Regions from separate parts of the Homo sapiens genome. Here region 2 is linked to region 1. A link is an interaction called in ENCODE POLR2A ChIA-PET data of the cell type or tissue named here. Cell type or tissue: A673. All regions are shown on one strand. Each heading gives the region's core, and the rest is flanking DNA. Links, peaks and the distances in the headings are about the cores only. Region 1 overlaps CENPP (centromere protein P). Region 2 has its middle 39 kb from the start of LINC00475.

The links. Peaks named below come from ENCODE experiments on the same cell type or tissue, not always from the same donor. Only the 100,000 strongest peaks of a DNase experiment are listed, where the experiment ranks them.
Region 2: POLR2A ChIA-PET joins it to region 1 with 10 read pairs; 2 of 35 experiments call an interaction of 5 or more read pairs at or near these places.

What each region holds. Positions count from the first base shown.
Region 1 is chr9:92,328,843-92,333,842 of GRCh38, reverse strand. CENPP (centromere protein P) reads right to left here. Exons shown (of 8, transcript NM_001012267.3): 2 at 1,492-1,673. Among named protein-coding and RNA genes, the nearest start is that of CENPP, 5.4 kb to the right of the region's middle. In A673, for the core only: no CTCF peak of the experiment used is centred there; no DNase peak of the experiment used is centred there.
Region 2 is chr9:92,174,347-92,185,900 of GRCh38, reverse strand. It overlaps the pseudogene PRSS47P. Among named protein-coding and RNA genes, the nearest start is that of LINC00475, 39 kb to the right of the region's middle. In A673, for the core only: no CTCF peak of the experiment used is centred there; a DNase peak (open chromatin) is centred at 4,840.

The sequences.
Region 1 (5,000 bases), core at 1-5,000:
GCCCAACTAATAGCTATGGAAAACAATAATGACTTCAAAAAGCTCTTTGATTACGCCACTGCACTCCAGCCCGGGTGACAGTGCAAAACTCCATCTCGAAAAAATAAAACAAACAAAAAACAAAGGAAAAAGAACAAAAAAATAAAAAACAAGATATTTCTCTTCCGGTACCATTACTCTTGCTGAATTACTTGCAATTAATTTCAAGAAACTCCTATAACTACTTAGATTTCTGGCTTTAAAATGATATTTCTTCTTCATAATTTCTATATTTTTCCAAGTTTGCTAAAATGAGCACATATTACTCACAGGAAAAAAGCATTTCAACTCTTGTGATGTCCCTGTCTGAAATCTCCCATTCAAACCACATTAGCTTTGTCAAGACTCTACGCCTAATCTTCATGCTGCGGCTTTTAAGCTAGTAAAAGTCTTATAACTGGCCTATCCTCATTCTCTATTCTCTCTGCATTCCATCTCTTCCTTTCAAGTAATTTAAGTCTCCAAATTCCATCACTCTGTTTCTACATGTAATTCAGTCTCCCTGCAGTGGCTGCCCAAGACCCTCTCCCCTGTCATGAGGGTAATTTTCAGTGGAAAAGTCAGAAAGCACACCAAAAATGATTTCTGCTTTTGGGAATGTTATTCTTGACCAACCAAAGTTCTTGACATCCAGTTGCACAGCTGCAGTAGCTTCCCTTTATCTCTTAGTGCATCACAGATCTTTGGCAATAAAATCTAGTCATTGGGACCAGAAACCTTCCTTCCAGCAAAAGGTCCAGCTGCTAAAATATTTATCTTGGCAGCTTTCATGTCAGTGCTGAACAACTCCTAAGATGTATAAATTAATGGTGCTGTTGTTCTTATAATCATTATTCGCTTATTACTATTTACTTGACTATTAAGGTACTTAATGATAAAAACTGTGTCTGTTCTTTTCCATCAGGAAGGAGAAGGTAAAAAAAAAAAAGAAAGAAAGAAAAGAAACTGTGTCTGTTCTTTAATATTTATCTCAGGCAGCCCTTTTTTTTTTTGTTTTAAATGGAGTCTTGCTCTGTCCCCCAGGGTGGAGTGCAATGGCACAATCTCAGCTCACTGCAACTTCCACCTCCCGGGTTCAAATGATTCTCCTGGCTCAGCTTCCCAAGTAGCTTAGATTACAGGTGCCCACCAACACATCCGGCTAATTTTTGTATTTTCAGTAGAGACAGAGTTGCACCATGTTGGCCAGGCTTGTCTCAAACTCCTGACCTCAGGTGATCTGCATGCCTTGGCCTCCCAAAAGCTGGGATTATAGGCATGATCACGGGGCCTGGCCCAGGCAGCTTTTTGAACACCGTGATGTTCAAAAGATATGTGAGTAAACAAGTTTACCACAACCATACTTTCAAATACTTACCTTGTAGAATTTTAATTCAATATTATGACAACCAATTTCTTATGCATAATAAGGTAAGCTTCCATACTATGTCTAGATTTAAAAAAAATGCTTACTCTTTTCTGTCATCTCAGTGCTTGTTAGGTCTTCTGTCTGCTTGGAGTGATTTCTTATATTGATGCCAGTAAGCGTACTTAGAAATGAAAGTTCTGATTCTAAATGTCCAAGCTGATTTTTCAGATCTTTTGAAGACTTCCATCCTTCCAAATTGAATTGGTGTATGGCTTGAAAAGATTTTCTAAAAGGCAAATATCAAAAATAATCACTCCAATTACTAACACGTGTTTCATCTAATAACCCCATTTTCCTCAAAGCATTCCCATTTTGTCCCTCTTACTCTCTTCCAATTAAGTCACCTTCCCCCATTAAAATAAAAAAAATTAAAAAATTAAAAAGAATTTTCTCAAAACCAGTGTGGTTACTAACACCACCACTTTTTTTTTCTTTCTTCCTTTTTAAGAGATGAGGGTCTTACGCTGTCACCCAGCCTGGAGTGCAGTGGTGTAATCATAGTGCACTGCAGCCTTGAACTCCCAGGCTCAAAGGATCCTCCTGAGTAGCTGGGACCACAGGTATGCCACTGTGCCTAGCTAATTTTTTTTTCCTTCTCATAGAGACAAGGTCTGGCTTTATTACCTAGGCTGGTCTTAAACTCCTGACTTCAAGCAATCCTCCCGCCTCAGTCTCCCAGCGTGCTGGATTACAGGCGTGATCCACCATGCCCAGCCCACAATCTTTAATTTCAACAAAAAACATATGTAACCAAATTATACTTCCAAATTTCCACATATTAGAAACACCTTTCAAATAAATTATAACAGGACTACTTTGCAAAATTACAATGTGTGTTCTGACCCATGAAATTCCAGCCTAAATGTCTGATATATCTCTCAAATTATTTTAAAAGATGTCTTGAAATTAAAAAATAGGCCAGGCGCCGTGGCTCACGCCTGTAATCCCAGCACTTTGGGAAGCCAAGGCGGGTGGATCACGCGGTCAGGAGATCAAGACCATCCTGGCTAACACAGTGAAACCCCATGTCTACTAAATATACAAAAAATTTGCCAGGCGTGGTGGCAGGCGCCTGTAGTCCCAGCTACTCGGGAGGCTGAGGCAGGAGAATGGTGTGAACCTGGGAGGCGGAGCTTGCAGTGAGCAGAGATTGTGCCACTGCACTCCAACCTGGGCGACAGAGCGAGACTCCCTCTCAAAAAAATAAAAAAAGAAAGAAATTAAAAAATAAAATCAATTAGCTAACTTTAATTTCTAAAAGTAAACACCACAGAACGTTTTATAGTAAGAAAGAGATTTATCGGAAAAAGAAATAGCAAATCTCTTTAAACATCACTATGGCCAGACATTCTTCATTGAGAACATATAAATATATTTTCCTTGAGAAAAAGAATGAAATTTTAGTTGGCCTGGCGCAGTGGCTCACGCCTGCAATCCCAGCACTTTGGGAGGCCAAGGCAGGTGGATCACTTGAGGTCAGGAGTTCGAGACCAGCCTGGCCAATATGGTGAAACCCCTTCTCTACTAAAAATACAAAAAATTAGCCTCGAGTGGTGGCGGGTGCCTGTAATCCTGGCTACCCAGGAGGCTGAGGCAGGAGAATTGCTTGAGTATGGGAGGCAGAGGTTGCAGTGAGCCAAGATCACGCCACTGTATTCCAGCCTGGGCAACAAAGTAAGACTCTGTCTCAACAAAAAAAAAAAAAAACAAAGAAAAGAAAAAAAAAACTTAAACTTTTTTAAAAAAAGAAATTTTAGCTAATAATTGTATTAGATGGTATTTTTTTTTTGTCATCCATTATTTCCTTTAAACACTCTGCTACATTCTATACTGTTGACTTTTCCGGCCAGCTTAAAACATCTCTTCCTTGGATTCTTGGGCATAATTATCCCAATTCTCATTTGCTATCTAGGGTCAGCTTCTTGTCTCCAACATTAGAGGAAAACCCTAACACTCTTACTTCTGCTATCCTAAATATGTATTCTTTCATTCTGCAGGAACACTAAATGATTAGCCTTAGCTCCTCTATGCCAGTAACTCTTAAAATATACCTCTAACCATGTATCTCTTCTTCCTGCAAGGTAGATCTAGCTTGATAGCTCACCAAATCGTTTCTCTTGGAATCTGCTTTTCCTCTAAATTACCCTACATTTGTTAATAATAAAATATTTCCCTTGGTATGTCAGGCTCTATACCTTGGAAGTTATCCTTGACTCCTTCACTTGCCTGACATCTGGACTTACTGCCATCCGTTCTGCTCCCTCACATAACTATTCTTCCTTTTGTATTTCTAATTCTACTACATTAACCAATGCTCTTATGACCTTATACCATCTCTACACAGAATAATCTAACTCTATATTCTTCACACTGAGAATCCAAGACTTAATAAAGTCTGTAAAATTTGTCTCAAATTTTGTTTTAATGCTAATTTAAAATGTTAATATAAGTATATTCTGTATCATGAAACTACCACAGCTTCTTTTGCATTTGCCATCATAGACTGATGCCCCTACAAATTACATTAAATATAGAAGTCAAGGAAAAAAGAACAGATTGGGCACAGCGACTCACTCCTGTAATCCTGAGGCAGCCCAGGAGTTCAAGACCAGTCGGGCCAACATGGTAAAACCCCATGTCTACCAAAAAATACACACACACACACACACACAAAATTATCTGGGCATAGTGGCAGGTGCCATGCCTTCAGTCCCAACTACTTGGCTGGTGGAGGGTCGCTGAGGCAGGACGATTGCTTGAGCATGGGAGGTGGGTGAAGGTTGCAGTGAGTCATAATCATGCCACTGCACTTCAGCATGGGCAACAGAGTGAGACCCTCTCTCAAAAAACAAAACAAAAAAGAAAAAGAAAAAGAAAAAAGAACAGAGACAATCTTCATATATAAATGATGTGCGGCCGGGCACGGTGGCTCACGTAATCCCAGAAGTTTGGGATGCCGAGGTGGGCAGATCACCTGAGGTCAAGAGTTCGAGACCAGACTGCCCAACATGGCGAAACCCCATCTCTAGTAAAAATACAAAAAATTAGCTGGGCATGGTGGCGGGTGCCTGTAATCCCAGTTACTCGGGAGGCTGAGGCAGGAGACTCCCTTGAACCCAGGGGGCGGAGGTTGCAGTGAGCTGAGGTTGCGCCACCACACTCCAGCCTGGGCGACAAGAGCGAAACTCCGTCTCAAAAAAAAAAAAAAAAAAAGCCATAAATATAAATGAGCTTCTGACAAGTGAACACCAAATGTCACAGCAAACTATGAAGGAAAATTTCAAGGTATTTCCGATAGAGCAAAGTGGTAAGAGAACCAAGTCATCATTAAAGGCTGGATATGCAGAACTCAAAAAAGAACCTGCAGTTGTCAGAGTGGCTAGTAGGGAGTTCGTGTTTAATAGGTATGGTGTTTCAGTTTAGGGGTGATGAAAAAGTTCTGAAGATGGACAGTGGTGATGGCTGTACAACAATGTGCATGTGTTTAATGCCATTGAGCTGAACGCTCAAAAATGGTTAAAATAGTAAATCTTATGTATATTTTGCCACAAAA
Region 2 (11,554 bases), core at 2,906-7,905, 150 kb after region 1:
TATCCTAACCTGGGTCATTCATCTACTTCACAGTCTTGTTACGTGACTGAATAACAGAGGAGAGAGTTGTGTGTGTTTTCATCGTTAGATGAGTAGGAAAGAAATGTAAGCAAAGATTTATACACAAGAGTGTTTATTGAAGAAAGGAGTGTTTACAGTTTAGGGAAATGCTTATGGTATGATGTTAAGGGAAAAAGGAAGAACATATATTTAATTATGTGTAGGGTTAGCATTTCTCAACAGAGGTGCTGTACGTATTTTTGATAGAATATGTCTTCACTGAGTGGGGCTCTGCTAGCATCCATGGCCTTTGACTGCCAGATGGAGGGGATTCTCCCTGATCATCTGCTGGCTGGTCCCCAGCATTCACACATACATCTGGTTATACCTTGAGGGTAGAGGCAACATATACTTGTTTTAATATCCCAAACGGTGCTCCTGGGCTGGTACCACCGTGCTGCATGACACTGATAGACCACCATTTCTTGCCTGTAGCTTCGGAACTGGTCACCCAGCTTCCATTCTTCTGTGCCCCCACTGTAGGCTCCATGTGGGTGTCGGAGTGTTACTTTAAATATTAGTCATGTCACTTCCCGGTTCAGTATTCTACAGTAACTTCTCATTTGTGCAAAATGAAATCCAGACACATGGCCAGGCGTGGTGGCTCATGCCTGCAATTCCAGCACCCTTCCCATCCCCCACCTCCCACCGCGCCCTTCCCATCCCCCACCTCCCACCACACCCTTCACATCCCCCATCTCCCACAGCACCCTTCACATCCCCCACCTCCCACCGCACCCTTCACATCCCCCACCTCCCACCGCACCCTTCACATCCCCCACCTCCCACCGCACCCTTCACATCCCCCACCTCCCACCACACCCTTCACATCCCCCACCTCCCACCGCACCCTTCACATCCCCCATCTCCTGCTCCAGTCATGACACATCCCACCTTCCAATGCACCCTTTCCATTCTTCATATTTCACTGCAGCCATTACATACCCCATCTTTTACTGCAGCCTTCACATACCCCACCCCATCCTCTTGGGCCTCCTGGGTACTCTTTGAACATCTCAAGGCTATTTCTATCTCGGGGCCTTTAGCTGCTGTTTTTTTTTTTTCTTAGCTTGCTTGTCATTCTCATCTTTGCAGGAGTCACTTCTTTACATTTACTATTCAGTTTTTTTTCTTGGTTTTACTTAATCATGTGAGCTAAAATAGGCAACCCCCTCTATCACATCTTCCTGTTTTATTTTCTTCATATCACTTAATCTAAAATATTTTTTAATTTATTATTTCATATAATCTGTCACTTTCTACTAAAAATTATCTATATCATTAGCATGTAAAAGACAGCACCAGGATAGCTGAATAGATGAGTGAATAGATCAGTGATTGTGTTAGTGAATGGATGGATGGATGGATGGATGGATGGATGGATGGATGGATGAATGGATAAATGGATGGATAATGGATGGCTAGAATGATGGGTGACTGCATGGATGGAAGGATAAGTGGAGGGATGAGTGGATGGATGGATGGATTGATGGATGATATTTGAGTTGGTAGATGGATGTTTGGATAGATGTGTAGATAGAAGGATTGGTGAGGGGTGGACAGATGGAGTGGGTGGATGTGTCAGTGGGTGGATGTGTCAGTAGGTGGAGAGGAGGATAGGTGGGTGAGAGATGGAGGGCTCGATGGAGAGATGGCTGCAAGGATGGATGGATGGGCAAATATCTGGAAAGTGAGTGGATGAATGGGTAGGTGTGGGAAGATAGGTAGATGGAGGAATGGGTGAGTGAGTGGATGGGATGATGGGTGGAGAAGAAAGGTTAGTGATAGATGGAGGGAGAATGGATGGGATGGTTCATGAAAGAGTAAGTTGGTCAGTGAATAGTTGCTAAGTTCCAATAAATGAGTCATGTGTTGGTGGGATTTGCCTCTTGTAGAATAAGAGAGGTGTGATCTATTGCTATGAGAGAGGTAGAGGGAATAGGATGACTATGTGCAAAGGTTTGAGAAAAAGAAGAGAAGCTTATCAAGGATGGGTAGTAGAGTGAAGCAGCAGTTAAAGCTCAGCAGTTCTGAGAAAACCTATGTTTGGGGGGTTGTGGTTAGCAGTCAGACAGAGTAGGGGCTCAGAGTAGCCTGAACTTTCTTAGTTAACCTACAGGACATGTCATTGATCTCCCCCTTATCTATTCAGTGCAACTGTCACCACCCTTCTATCTCCAGGAGGGCAAGGTGGGCCTCATTGAGAACACACTCTGTAATACCTTATATGGGCAAAGAACTGGCAAAGGCGAGACCTAAGCTTTGCACGAGGAGATGCTGTGTGGGGGGGGACTTCTCGACAGGAAAGTCCATCTGCAAAGTGAGTACGGTCATTTCCTCTCTTCCTTTGCATATTCTCTTGGCCTCAGTTTCCCTTGGGACGGGTCTCTGTGTTGCCTCTGCTTTCTTTGTGGTGTCCCTTGGAATTCCTGTTTCCTCTCCTCTGAGTGTCCTCCCTGGGCTCCATCCCTCAGAAGTCTCCCCTAGACTAGCCCCTTCCCCAGCGCATCTCAGCAGGAACATCTGCTGGAAGGATCTTCAAACAGCATTTTTTAATATATTTTAAACTTTTTATTAAAGCATAATATATATACACAAGAGTACATAATTAATAAGTATATAGTTTGGTGAACTTTCCCACACTGATACAACATGTTACCAGCACCCGAGAAGCACCCATGTGCCTCCTTCTTATCACTAACGCCCAAGGGTAACAAACACCTTCACTTTTAACACCGTAGATTCTGAAATTCCTGTAAGTGGAATTTACAGTCAGCACTCTCTTGTGTCCTAACAGTGTATTTCTGAGATTTGTCCATACTATTACACGTTGTTATGGTGTGTTCTTCTCACTGCTCGACAGCGCGCTATTGTGTGAGTTGAATTCTACATTGGATAAGTATTTGAGTAGGTTCCAAGTTGGAGGTATTATAAGTAGCTGTGCTATGTACATGTTTGTATTTGTCTTTGGGACACAGATGAATATATTTTATTGCATAGAATCCTATGAGTAGAATTGCTAGATAAAAAGATGTGTCTGTGTGTTCAGCTTTGGCAGAGGATAGCAAACCGCCTTCCCTCTAGCAGAGGATGAGAGCTTCTTTTCTCACCAACTTTTATTCCTTTCCATCTTTTCTGATTTTGGCCATTTTGGTGAGTGTGTAGTTTTTGGCTTAAAATTTTTTGTATGTTTATTATTATTGGATATCTTTATGAAGTTTCCCTTCAAGTTCTTTTTCTCCTCTCATTTTTCTGTTGGGTTGTCTGTCTTTTTCTTCTAGGAGCTCTTTATGTATTCCGGACATAAGTTCACAGTAAGATACATGGTGTGAAAATCCTTTTCAACCTTCTGTAATGTTCCATCTTATAGGTGGGGAAATTGAGGCCCAGAGAGGAAAAGTGGCTAGCCTAAGTGAGGCAGTACAACCTGGGCCCAGGTGTTGCGACTCCAAGGCCAACCCTGCCTCCACAACCTCTCCCACAGGTGGTAGCCTCTTAAGCTGACATCTGTGGGCCGAGCTTTTGCATAGACACCACTGTAGGGCAGAGAGGAAAGTGCTGGGACCCTGGAATGAGAGACATTGCTCCACCACATGTGCCTGCCCTGTGACCTGGGATGTTCTCTTCACCTCCTGAGCCTGGGTCCTCATCAGCTGCGTGAGGATTCCAAGGCCTCCTCCATGAGGTGGTTGGAAGGATGGCGTCCACTTGGAACCTCAGAGTGTGACCTTATTCGGAAGTAGGATCTTTACAGATGTAATTAGTTAAGAATCTCAAGATGAACCCATCCTAGATTTAGGGTGGGCCCTAAATTCAATGACTGGTGTCCTTAAAAGAGGGGGAGAGGCCATAGAGACACACATGGAGAAGATGGCCATGTGCAGAAAGACATGGAGAGGAGAGGGATGCCGCCACAAGCCAAGGAATGCCTGTGCCGCCAGAAGCTGGAACAGCCAAGGGAGGGTCTTCCCCTAGAGCCTTTGGAGGTAGTGTGTCCCTGGAAGCACACTGATTTCAGTTTTGTGGCCTCTAGAACTGTGAGAGAATACATTTCTGTTGCTTCTAAGCCACCAAGGTGGTGGCAGTGTGTTATGGCAAGCCCTTGGAAATGGATATGTTTGGCAAAGACCACAATGCTAGCAAAATGATAGATTGAAAACTAGAACCAGGTCTTTCCTTCCCCCTAGTCTGAGCCCTGAGTCCCCCTGGCCCGTGGGAAGGGCTCATTGGCAGCACTGTTTTCAATATTGCCCGGCAAGCTAACTGAGTAGTGGGAGGGAGCTCAGCCCACCTGCCTGCCCAGCGGGAGCCAGCCCCAGGCTTCTTGGTTTCCTGTCCACGTCCACATACTTCATTGTTCCTCCTTTCTGGCTGTGGCCTGGCCCCTTCTCCTCACAGAGTCATCTGTACCCCAGGGGGAGCAGGGAGCCTGCCCAATGCCCAGCCCTGGTGGGGCTCAGCCAACAAGTCCTTAGTCCAGCTCCCTTCCAGCCTTGTTCCCCACCAGCCTCTCTTGCAAAGGTCATGCCCCTGGAGCCTCAGGGCCAGCACACTTTGCCTACCTGCTGGACATTCCACAGTGCCCTCAGCCCTGCCCCTCCTCTAGTTCCTTGCCCAGGCCAAGGACACCACTGAGGTGGACATCTCCTGAGCCTTTCAGCCACCACTGCCTGTCTGTGAGATTCCATCTGGATTCATCTCCTGCTGAGCCATCTGCTGTGGTCCCCGCCTCCACCCTGTGGCTCTCTTCTCTTCCCTGCATGGAGCACGCAAAAACAGCTTTGAGGAGAGAGAGAGCTGCAGGGTGACTCAGCGCTCAGACTGCGAGCAGGACACAGCTGGTTGCAGTCTTCACTCTGTCACTTGCATGTGCTGTGACCTTAGCTAAGTTTTCTCACCCGTGCAGTGGGCTTGCTAACAGCCTCCACTTCATAAGGTTCCTGTAGAAATGTAGCACCATGCCTGGCATTTAGCAGGTGCTTAATAAGTGTTGGCTTCCATGTTCCTGGCCTTGTCTGTTTTCCTCTATCTGAGTTGTACTCATTCTTCTGGGCCTATCTCGGACCTGCCCTTTCACCCAATGTGGAATTCACCACCAGGCCCACCAGTTACACGTGGCTTCCTCTGTCTCCACAGTAGTGCAAACCACAGCCTAGTTTGCATGGGGTACATTAATGTTGGGACTTCCTCTGCGTACTCGGAGCTCCCAAGGGTCAGGGCCAGGAGACCCTTGGAGTCCTTCCCGTCTCTCCCAGACTGGCCCAGAATCAAGCGTGATGTTGGCAAGCAGGTGGTTCATCTGCATGGATCACTGAGGCCTGGAGTAGTCAGGGACCATTGCCCGGAGGACCAGGCCTCCTCTTGCCCTCAAACAAGCTGGGTGGGCACTCCGAGTAGGGAAGCACTGAGGGGTGGATCTGAGACAGCGAAGGCACTTTCCACTCCCAAGAAGACCCCGGGCATGAATTTGCCAGGGCTGCAGGAGCAAATCCCCACAAACTGGGCGGCTGAGACCACAGATGTCTATTATCTTGCAGTTCTAGAGGGCAAAAGTCTAAAATCAAGGTGTCATCAGAGCTGGGTTTTTTTCTGGAGGCTCTAGAGGAGATTCAATTTCCTTTTCCAACTTCTAGAGGCCGCCCACACTCCTGGGCTCATGGTCTCTTTCTCCATCTTCAAAGCTATCAGTGTGACCTCTGTGTCTGTTGTCATATCTCCTCCTCTGACTCTGACCCTTCTGCCTCCTGCCTTCCCTTATAAAAAACTTTGTGATGACACTGGGCCTTTTGAGATACTCCAGAATAATCTCCCATCTCAAGAGTCTCCACTCAACTCCAGTTGCAAAGTCCCCTACGCCATGTAAGATAACACATTCACAGGTTCCAGGGATGAGGATATGGATGTCTTTGGGAGTATTCTTTAGTGACCGCACCACGTCACCCCTTCTCTCTCCTCTGGCCTCCACTCCCCCAGCCCAGGCCCCTCCCTCTCAGTGTGCTCTCTTGCTTCTCATCAAACTGAGAAGATGAAGCAATGAGAAGCTCGCTCTTCTTGGCCCCACATCTGCCCACCCTGATCTGCCTAGTCTCTCCCCCTTGCCCCGATGGCTCACCCTGGGCCAACCCATCCTTGAGCACCGGGTCGCTAGGGCCTTTCCCCTACTCCTGTGTCCCCTGCCCTCCCTCTCATGCCTCCCACGTCAAGGCATGGCAACAATCTCCTCCAGCTACTGCCCCATTTCTCCACCTTTCTTCCCTGAAGACTCCTCCCAGGCCTGACTGCACTGAATCACCCAAACCAGCCTTGTCCCTCTCATGCCACCAAAGCCACTTTGTCCACAGCCTCTGCCTTGCCAGAGTCACTGCTCCCTTGACACATCAGCAGCATCTCACGCTCAGCTGCTGGTGCCAGTCGCCAGCCACTCCACTCCCACTTTTTGCTACCAGCTGCCTCTGAGGAGATAGCAGACTAGAGGCCCCCCAGAATCACCCTGAGGACAAAGAAAGAGGAGTTAGCTTTGGGCGATGATCATGTCTGAGACACCAGGTGGCAAGGTCGGATGCTCTGTGCCTCCTCTTTCTGAGTCAGGGTCCCACTGCAGACCCACCAGATAGAAATCTCCAGGTATCAAAGCTCCTGAGCTGACCCTCAGAGTGGACAATTATGGATCTGAATCTATCACACGTGGACCCACCCTCTGCCTTCCACACCCAGGACAACACACTGCTTGAAGCCTAGAAGGAACAGCTGTATGTACAGGGCCTGAGAGGGGCTGGGCCCTTCCGGCCTCTCAGTGCTGGAGACCCCAGAGCCGAGTTCTTAGCCTTCTTCCTTTTGTCTCCACTCCTTTTCCCTGGTTGGTAAGAAAAGGCCAGAGTCCACAAGTCCTTTGGCTCCTCCTTCAAAATACCATCCCAAATCTGACCATTTCTTCCCTCCTGTAGTTTCCTCCCTGGTCCCTCCTCTCTACCTGGTGCTCAGCAACTTCTTTCTCTACATGGCACCAGACTGATGGTTTAAACAGGTCACGTGTCCCCCACCCTCCAGCATACAGTTCTCCAAGTTGCCCCTCTGCAGCTCTGAGACCTCCCTCTGCCCCCTCACTCCCTCCCACAAGGTTTGCCCCATCCTCTCCTGGTTTGCGCCAACTGGGCCCTCTCTTCTGGACCTCGCAGAAGTAGGTTCTGTTTCCTATTTGAGTGTAAGGTCAGGAAAGCTTGTTGTGATCCATGGATACGAAATGTCCTCCCGCTTCCATAGGGTCAGTTGGCTTATTTATCTATGCACCATGGGGGACAGGGTTTGTCTTTTCCCCGTGTTTCCCAAGAGCAGTGCCTGCACTGGATGCCCCAGGTGCACCCTGGACTAGTGGGCGGAAGAGCCGGCTGTGGGCCCTGCCTCCCACCACCCTGAAGATGAGACCCTTTCTTTTTTCCCTCCCTTCCTTCCTTCCTTCCTTCTTTCCTTTTTTTTGAAGGAGTCTCGCTCTGTTGCCAGGCTGGAGTGTAGTGGCATGATCTTGGCTCACTGGAACCTCCGCCTCCTGGGTTCAAGCGATTCTCCTGCCTCGGCCTCCCGAGTAGCTGGGAGTACAGGTACACGCCACCATGCCCAGCTAATTTTTGTATTTTTAGTAGAGACAGGGCTTCACCATGTTGGCCAGGATGGTCTCAATCTCTTGACCTCGTGATCCGCCTGCCTCAGCCTCCCAAAGTGCTGTGATTACAGGTGTGAGTTACCGTGCCCAGCTGAGACCCTTTCTTTGGGTCTCACTTTTTGGCCCATGATATAGGGGGCTTTCAACTGCATGATCCCACCCTGACAGCATTTCAGGACTCCAGTAACTCCAAGCAACTTTCTGGAGACCCCTGCCTGCTTCCCTAGTGATGTGGGCTGTCTCCACAGGGCCTGGGCATGGGCACTTTCTAAAGATACTTTACCAAAAAGTTGAGAGAAAACCAAAGGCCTAAATGAACAAAAAAGGACGGGGCGCCCAGAGGGGATGTTCTGCTGCAGCTTAGGGTTCACAAGAGCTGCGCTCTGCACAGAGGTTTCAGCTGGCTGTGCTTTGCTAGCAGGCCCAGCGCCTCTCAGGCCCTGTACATACAGCTGTCCCCTCTAGGCTTCAAGCAGTGTGTTGTCCTGGGTGTAGAGGGCAGAGGGTGGGTTCACGTGTTGGTAGATTCAGATCTATGATTGTCCACTCTGAGGGTCAGCTCAGGAGCTTGATGCCTGGAGATTTCCATCTGGTGGGTCTGCAGCGGGACCCTGACTCAGAGAGCAGAGGCGCAGAACGTCCGACCTTGCCACCTGGTGTCTCAGACACACTCATCCCCCAAAGCTAACTCCTCTTTCTTTGTTCTCAGGGCGATTCTGGGGGGCCTCTAGTCTGCTACCTCCCCAGTGCCTGGGTCCTGGTGGGGCTGGCCAGCTGGGGCCTGGACTGCCGGCATCCTGCCTACCCCAGCATCTTCACCAGGGTCACCTACTTCATCAACTGGATTGACAAAATCATGAGGCTCACTCCTCTTTCTGACCCCGCGCTGGCTCCTCACACCTGCTCTCCACCCAAGCCTCTGAGGGCTGCTGGCCTGCCTGGGCCCTGCGCAGCCCTTGTGCTGCCACAGACCTGGCTCCTGCTGCCACTTACCCTCAGGGCCCCATGGCAGACCCTGTGATGACCGCAGAGCCCCTCGACCCCTTCTCTCTGCTCGGCCTAGGTGTCCATGCTTGACCCTCCCTCTCCCTAGCCCACTGTCCCTCTAAATGGTTCCTAATCCTGGCTTTTCTGCCTATCAACTGCCATTCCCCAAACCAAGCTTGGCAACACAAAACCAAACCCAACAAAAGAGTCATCTGCTCCTCCTCCACCCCGCACGGCCCTCCAAGGCCCCTCCTGCTCCTTAGTGCTTGCCCTTTCCATAGGATTCATTGTCTGACTCCCAGGGCAGGAACCTGGGACCTCACACAAAGAATCTCAACTGTGGGCTCCTAGGAGGAAAGCAGGGGTAGGGGGGACACTAGGGGTGCTGAGGGAGCTGAGGCCGCCAGCTGGGAGGGAGTGGGGTCAGTCTGCACTCAACGTTGCTCCTGCCACAGGAAGCACCCAGGCCTTCAGAGGAGCTGAAACTACACCTGGTGTCCACAGTGTCAGGGAGCAAGGGCTTCTCTGAAGTACAGGAACAGCGCTCCTGGGGCGTGGAGGAGGGAGGTTCGACTCCCAGTGGAGACGGAAAAAGGGAAGTGGCTGGTGCACAAAGTAATTGAGCAGGACTGGGGAACAGGATCCCAGCCATGAGAAGAGGGTTCCAGCCTGCAGCTAGAGTGCTTTCAAAACATGAGGGTCTGGGAAAGACTGACAGAAGCAGATGGAGGAGGGTCCTGATGCCAAGCCAAAAGCCGAGGTTTAGGTCAGCCATGCTCAGAGCTCTGCGCCTAGGGACAATTCCTGCCCCTCCTCACCTGTCCCCGTAGGCCCTGCTTTCCCCAAGTCTGCAGGCACTTGACCCACTGCCCATCTCCAAAGCCCCCAATCCTGCATAAACATGCTCCCTCCTGTCTAAGGCCCTTGGCCAACCCTGCCCCAAGAAGTCTGTACTCCTCCAGCTGGTAGAGCCTGGTATTACCTTATCTACTTAGCTGATGCAGGATTTAGTGCCCCAGCAATAAGCCTCAAAATAGTGTTCTGGGCCATCCTTCCTGCAAGCCTGCTGGACACAGCCCTGTGCAGCCAGCAGGACTCCTAGAGGCCTCTCAGCACAGCCTACCCCCAGCCTTCAGAGACCACGGGAAAACGGGAGAGCTCCCATTTAGCACATGTCTGTATGGACAAGGCGCCATCCAAAAGTTTCAGTGCACATTGTCCCCAGTCTTGGTATTGGCCACATTTCCTGTACCCTCACAGGCAAGGGGCACAGATAGACTCACATGCATGTCAACACTAGGACCTCACTGGCTTAAACCCTCTACTACTCATGCAGGAATTCTCACCCCAAAATAATATTGTGAGGCCTGAAGAAAGTGTCTTCCCAGTATCCACTCCTGTAGGGGTATTTCCAGCAGTCCCTGCCTCTGACCAGAGCTCCACCACTGAGGTACTGCCATGCCTAGTAATATGTCCACTACTAGTGTCCAGCCTTAGAGCTCAGCGGTCTCCACAGAAAGTGTTCCCTCCCCTGGTGGTAAGCTCAGTTATGGGGTCTCAGAGCAGGGCTGCTCAGGACTCTGAGAGGTCAGTGAGTTACCAAGACAGCATGTGCTCCACGCATGTTCTCCAGAAGGTCAGGGGAGCTTGGGCAGTTCTGTTTAGAGTATTAGCCACTCCACTGTCCCCAGAGCCACTATTCTCCTTTGTGGCAGCCACAGGCTGGCTGTGTCCTGAGGGCCTGCCTGTTATACACCTTATGCCAGGGGTTAGGTGATTTCCTGTCCTCCTGGATGCTCTCAGGCCTCTAAACCAAAGGGTGGGGATACATACCTAGTCCACGCGACAGATCAAACAAATCTCAGTTCCTGCACAGTTAGTTTCCCTGTTTCTTGAAACCAATGTAAGTGCTCAGTATCCTTATCCTGGTTTAGTTTATTTTTAAAGATAAACTGCAGCCTATTAGGGTTGAGTAGGTTTTTTTTTTTTTTAGATGGAGTCTCGCTCTGTCGCCCAGGCTGGAGTGCAGTGGCGCAATCTCCGCTCATCGCAAACTCCACCTCCCGGATTCACACCGTTCTACTGCCTCATTCTCCCGCCTCATTCTCCCGAGTAGCTGGGACTACAGGCACCCGCCACCATGCCCAGCTAATTTTTTAAATTTTTAGTAGAGACGGGGTTTCACCATGTTAGCCAGGATGGTCTCACTCTCCTGACCTCGTGATCCACCCGCCTCAGCCTCCCAAAGTGCTGGGAATACAGGCGTGAGCCACCACACCCGGCCAGGGTTGAGTGGCTTTTTAAAGATATCATAGGTAGTATGTAGTGGAACAGAAATTCAAACTGAGATCTCTCTTGAGAGAGCTCAATCACTGTTCTTTCCACACCCACAGACTGCACCCAAGATGCCTTTTATCCAAGCCTCAGACACCTGAGGGAGGCTTACTCTGACCTGTCCCCAAAGTGAGCCTCAGATATCCACTCCTGAAGAGAGAGACGAGTAGGGCATGGAGGGCCCTAGAGTCATCATCAGGGCCCCCCTGTTCTCCCAGATGGTGCACGGGCATGGGCTGCTGCTTTTGTTGCCAAAGTCATCCCCAGACAAGCTATGGGAGTGAAATGAAATGAACCAAGATCAATTAAAGACTTCCAGTTTCCAGTCTGGAGTATAAGAAGCTTGGAAGTCATCACTCCCATTCTCAAAACAAGAAAAAAAAAAGCTGAACAAACTGAAAGTCAACAACTCTTCTTAGATCTGTCAGAGAATTGAGGTCACAGGGCAGATTACTACCCTCAAAACTGGAGACAGGCAGATACAGAGAATCACGGTTAATCTGAAGGGAAGCTCAG